2 separate regions of the Homo sapiens genome follow, and region 2 is linked to region 1. Evidence: read pairs that join two places in POLR2A ChIA-PET (ENCODE). Cell type or tissue: A673. All regions are shown on one strand. Each heading gives the region's core, and the rest is flanking DNA. Links, peaks and the distances in the headings are about the cores only.

Evidence for each region. ChIA-PET counts read pairs that join two places held together with the same protein. Peaks named below come from ENCODE experiments on the same cell type or tissue, not always from the same donor. Only the 100,000 strongest peaks of a DNase experiment are listed, where the experiment ranks them.
Region 2: POLR2A ChIA-PET joins it to region 1 with 10 read pairs; 3 of 35 experiments call an interaction of 5 or more read pairs at or near these places.

What each region holds. Positions count from the first base shown.
Region 1 is chr10:15,135,401-15,138,205 of GRCh38, reverse strand. It overlaps NMT2 (N-myristoyltransferase 2), which reads left to right. Exons shown (of 12, transcript NM_004808.3): 3 at 2,788-2,805. LOC107984210 (a long non-coding RNA gene) reads right to left here and starts at 2,788. Exons shown (of 2, transcript XR_007062067.1): 1 at 1-2,788. In A673, for the core only: no CTCF peak of the experiment used is centred there; no DNase peak of the experiment used is centred there.
Region 2 is chr10:15,219,912-15,222,716 of GRCh38, reverse strand. FAM171A1 (family with sequence similarity 171 member A1) reads left to right here. Exons shown (of 8, transcript NM_001010924.2): 6 at 1,657-1,773. All of the region lies in intron 1 of FAM171A1-AS1 (FAM171A1 antisense RNA 1), which reads right to left. Among named protein-coding and RNA genes, the nearest start is that of FAM171A1-AS1, 13 kb to the right of the region's middle. In A673, for the core only: no CTCF peak of the experiment used is centred there; no DNase peak of the experiment used is centred there.

The sequences.
Region 1 (2,805 bases), core at 96-2,595:
AACCCTGTCTCTACTAAAAATACAAAAATTAGCCAGGCGTGGTGGCACAAGCCTGTAATCCCAGCTACTCAGGAAACTGAGGCAGGAGAATCACTTGAACCCAGGAGGCGGAGGTCACAGTGAGCCATGATCATGCCATTGCATTCCAGCCTGGGCGACAGAGTGAGACTCTGCCTCAAAATGAAAAAAAAAAAAAAAAAAGAAGAAGAAGAAGAAAGAAAGCATTTAAATAGTGAACATTGGGATATCAATGTTTCGCAAAGGGACATTTCATGTAGAGGTGTGCTGGTCAACCCATGAGCTAATTAGGTAGGGAATAAATCACTCTGAAGTCTTCTTCATGGAGTTGGTCATTTTGGTCATTGGGTCATGTGGAACAAAGATGCTGATTCATGTCTGTTGCAAAATAGTTTGAGTTTGATATATTACTGTTAGAAGATTTAACTCAGAAACCAGGAAAGAAATCAAGGAACAAAAAATTAAATCAAGAAAGAAAAAGTACCATGACAAATTCATTATAGTCATTGTAGTTCTATTTTTATAAGACTGGGCTCTACTTTGCCATTTTAAGCTAAACTGATGCACAGTTAAGCATTATTAGTTGAAATATGCTGTGATCTCAATTCCTATTTAAATTGTAAGGTCTTCTAATAGATGGTGTTGTTGGAGTTCAGATACACATGAATTTCATTTTGCTAGAAATTTGCTCCTTTTAATGTTGGGGACTTAAAAGACACCCAAGGAAAAGAAGTCATCCAAAGATATAATAATGAGAACCGGAAAAGTATTTTGTTAAATTTGTATGTGTCATTAAGATAGGACCTTTATGATTTTGATGTTAAACAAATGTAAGATAAACAGCTTACAAAAACTGTGGCCATCTTGGATTGTGCTGTGAGACTTCCAAGCAGAGACAAAAAGACTTTCACCTGCCTCCAGCTGGACTTCAGAACTTCGTTTCCTTAGGGTTCTTGACAGTGTTTGTATGAAACAAACCCTGTTCTGTGCTGTGTACGATGAGTAAGCTTCCCAAGTTAAAATTATTGCTCCACACCACAGATTTCAGATTCCAAGTGGAACAGAAGTCCAAAGTTGCTGTTTATAAACTTCTAAGGGTCGATTGTACCTTTCAATGGTGTCCACCCTGTGTTGACATACAGCAAAACCGAAGGGCTCTTGAAACTTCTAACCACTTTCTGAATTACAGCGAAGAATATTCTTTGCATGGTATCAAAGTTCTACAATGTCTCAGTAATTTTACATATTGAAAAAAGTCATTGATTTCCATATTCAGTCCTCTGCGCTGTCTTCTCATTTCAAGTAGTCTCATGTTCCATGTATTATTACGTTATTTGAGGAATTAAAAAAAAAAAAAAAAGAACTGGGGAATCTCCAAGAGCTGGCGGGAATATTGGCTTTGAGAAAGGAACCTTAGAATTCAAACGTAATGTTTTACCTAAAAAGGAGTCCAGTTTCCAACACTTGGGCTGGGAACGACAGGCTATGGTTGCCCAGGATCTGAAGTACAGAGGAAATTGCTTGTCCTTCTGGTGGGAGAGTTTGTCTCTAGAGGATCAGGAGGATCAGGAGGGTCAGGAGAAGGGCAGGGTGTGGCCGGGAGGAAGGGGCATGGTTAGAGATTTCTTTTCTTGATCATTTTCATCCCAGTTCAGCACTGAGTTCAGATTTCCCTTCCTTCCTTCCTTCCTTCCATCTGTCCTTCCTTCCTCCTTTCCTCCCTCTCTCCCTCCCTCCTCCCCCTGTCCCTCTCCTTCCTCCTTCCTCCCTCTCCCTCTCTGTCTCTCCCCCCTACCTTCCTTCCTTCCTTCCTCCCTCGCTCCCTCCCTCCTTTTTTCTTTTCTTTTCTTTCTCTCTGTCTCTCTCCCTTTCTCTTTCTCTCTCCTTCTCTCTCTCTCCCTCCTTTCCCTTCCCTTCCCTTCCCTTTCCCTTCCCTTCCCTTCCTTTCCCTTTCCCTTTCCCTTTCCTGACAGAGTCTTGCTCTTGTCACCCAGGCTGGAGTGCAATGGCGCGATCTCAGCTCACTGCAACCTCCACCTCCCAGGTTCAAGCGATTCTCCCTCCTCAGCCTCCCGAGTAGCTGGGATTACCTGCCATCATGCCTGGCTAATTTTTGTATTGTTGTAAAGACAAGGTTTCACCGTGTTGGCCAGGCTGGTCTCTTAACTCCTGACCTCACGTGATCTGCCCACCTCGGCCTCCCAAAGTGCTGGGATTATAGGCGTGAGACACCACTGCCGATCCTCTCTCTTTCTTTCTCTCTCTCTTTCTCTTTCTTTGTTTTCTCTCTCTCTCTTCTTTCCCTCCCCTCCCCTTCCCTTCCCTTCTCTGCTGTGTTTCCATTCTAGAAGTTCTTTCCTTCATCCCCTCGTTGCTCCTGCAGAGCATTTACTCTGACAGTGCCCCCCACCCAAGGCTCGTGGCTGCCTGGCTGTTGGATGACAGTAATGCATGCACTGCACGTCTCCCCCAGAGGAGTAATGCCGGGGACCATTTGTAGATGGATGGGAAACTGAAGCAAAGCGTGCTTCAATTTAGATTCCCCAAACTGCCAGAGCCCCAATAAAACTAGACAACTGTTGTTACCTTTAACAGAGGGTTTGCTTCTATTTTCATGTGTAACACACAAGCCCATGGCCTTGACTGGGCTTGGAGGAGGATTGTTAGTGTTTAGGTATTGTAGTCTCTGAGGCAGATGCACGTGCGTCTGCTCAAGTTTAACATCAGCAGCCGCTCTCTCATATTCTGTGTCTGTCTTTGCTGTCGTAGAATCCCAGTGTTCCAATG
Region 2 (2,805 bases), core at 230-2,729, 84 kb before region 1:
AATGTTGCTATGGCAACTGATAAGGCCTCGAAGCAACCCAAGTGTTGTTTCTTTCTTCAGGGGGAATAAAAATCCATTACCACCACCTCTGCATGAGGCGTGTAGCTAAGCAAGGCAAGCATTTGGGTAGAATACAGGCATGAGTCACAGGATGATGATTGGGTCAACGATGAACTACATGTACAATGATGATCCCATAAGACTATAATTCTGTATTTTTACTGTACCTTTTCTATGTTTAGATACACAGATACTTCCCATTGTGTGACGGTGGCCTATGGTATTCAGCGCAGTCACACGATGTACGGGTTTGTAGCCTAGGAGCAATGGGTTAGACCGTGTGGCCCAGGTGTGTAGGAGGCAGTACCATCTAGGTTTGCATAAGGACGCTCTATGATGTTTGCACAGCGATGAACAATGCATTTTCAGAATGTATCCCTGTTAAATGATGCATGCCTGCATTTGGTGCACAGCTGGTCTATTTAGGCCTTAGAGCCACAGGGTCGCCCACGTAGCCATTTCAGGTGAGGATGATTATAGGAGAGAGGTGAGCTGCACAGGAGGCCTGTGTATGCCGGGACATCTCCATGCTGATAGGTCGGAGTGGGTGCGCGGGCTGTCTAGAGGTTCGCCCAGCCTCTCCCTGGCCTTCTGCCCACAGCTGCCATCGCAGGCCTCAGAGCAAGGCTCTCTGCAGGTGAGCCCAGGAAAAGGCATCCATTTTTGGCTGGGAAATAGCCCAACAACCTTGGGCAAGTTCATCCTCTTCAATGAGTTTGCTCCTAGAAACTTCACAAAGTAAAAATGCAATCAAATGCTGGGAAGGTTTCTAGGAAATGCAGCCTGGCAGAGCAGAAGAAATAGCACAGCCTTGAGGTCAGGCAGCCCCAGGTTCTATTCCCACTCTGCTCTCAGCCACCGAGAGGCCTTGGAAAAGTTTTGTAACTCCCCAGTCTTCATTGTTGTGGTGAGAATTATAGATGGTGTATTATAAGACACGTATGCTGTGAATAGCTAGTGCATAGCAGGTGCTTGTTACTTTCAAATGCTAGCTAAAGTAATAACTGGAAGATACAGCAGGGACCTTGATGTATTTGGTGTTTCCCAGCATTGGAACAAACTGGAAGCTTTTAAAAATGCTCACTGAAGCCAGGGTTACTGGATGAGAGTTTGCAAAGATGGGATGAAGGGATCTATTTTTTCAAAACACCCCTAGGTAATTCTGATATAGCCAGTCTGCAGCTCTGGATAGAAAATTTGCTCAAGGACAAAGAGCTTGAATAGAGCCGGATTTCCCCCTCTCTTTTCACTCCCACCAGCCCCCATCATGCTGCCTGTATTCTGCTTCTGAGTTCCAAAGGCTTCTGCTAAAATCATCTGTGTTTGGAAGGAGGGTTGTTTGATAAAGTGGCTGAAAGTAATTTAATTGAGAAGGCAAAGGAACACTAAAGTTGCTTATCTTTCCCTGAAAGGAAATTGAAAAGAATTTCTCCAGAAAGCTGCCTGGGGTCCCTAGATGACACTTTGGCCATCTTGGTTATCTTATAGGTCATAAACATGACATTTAAGATATTTAAGATGACTTTTACAATATGCTCAAGCCTTACAAAGGAGCGTGGTGTGCTTGTAGCTAACATCTCTTTCTCAATTCCACAGGAACGTGGCTGAAGAGCGGTCTGGGTCTTGTGCACCAGGAAGGCAGCCAGCTGACGTGGACATACATTGCCCCCCAGTTGGGGTACTGGGTGGCCGCCATGTCCCCTCCCATCCCAGGTAACACGGAGCCAACACTTGCGATGATGCGGATCAGTTGCTTTGGTCTTTGAGGGTTCAGGCTAAGTATGCTCTTGAAAATAACTTCAGCAGGGCGATCACATCTTATTCAAAAATGGTTAAAAGTCTGAAAATGAGATGATGTAAAGAAGGTATTTTGCGGGGGTGGGGGACTTCTGGTTGGAAATCTTCCATCTAGGGTAAGAATAATGCATAGAAAATAGTCTTGAGTGGCTGTTTTGTTCAGACAGCTGCCATAGGGAATTCTTCATCAAAAGCCCACAGAGACCAGCAAGACCTCCTCCCTAATTCCTGAAACAGCTGTGGCCTGGTATAGGCACACATGTAGGGAAAAGCACTCCACAGAGATGCTAGTGGGAAGTCACCACTGGGGGCAAAAAGCCTGGTGGGGCATTTCCAAAATGGCTTAAACGTAAACCAGTTGCTTTGTATCTACGAGAATCTTCCCCTCCATTTAGGATATGTGCATTAATGCATATCTTTCAGAACGTGACCAATAGTTTATTTTTTTTAACCTATGTTACCCCCAAAAATATTCTAGAATTGTTGAGTTTTGTTTTGTTTTGTTTTGTTTTCAAAATGGTCATCTCAGGAGAATTATTTCCAGTGATAGCTTCTGTTGCTCAAGCTGCCTTTAGAATCTATATTACTTGGACTGCCTTCTGCCTTCATTAGTAAATCTCTTTCTTGGTGGCAAATCTTTATGCTCAAATGGCAAATCTTTATGATTTTTCTTTTTAAAGACATCTAAAAGTCATGCACATTCAAGACTGGTGAATAAAGTAGGTGACTTAGCTAGGTCGAAATGTGCTGTGATTAAAAGGTGTCTCTTGTAAATGAACCATGAAGGCAGTTCTAAAATGCAAGTTCAAATATTTTAGCAATGGAATTATCACTGGAATTAGCACTTAGACTCACAAAGTAACTGATTTGATGGAGGTCTTTCCTAAACAGGTGTGGAAAAATGTGTTACAATGACTTTATATCACCATACTAAGAAAATTTACACTT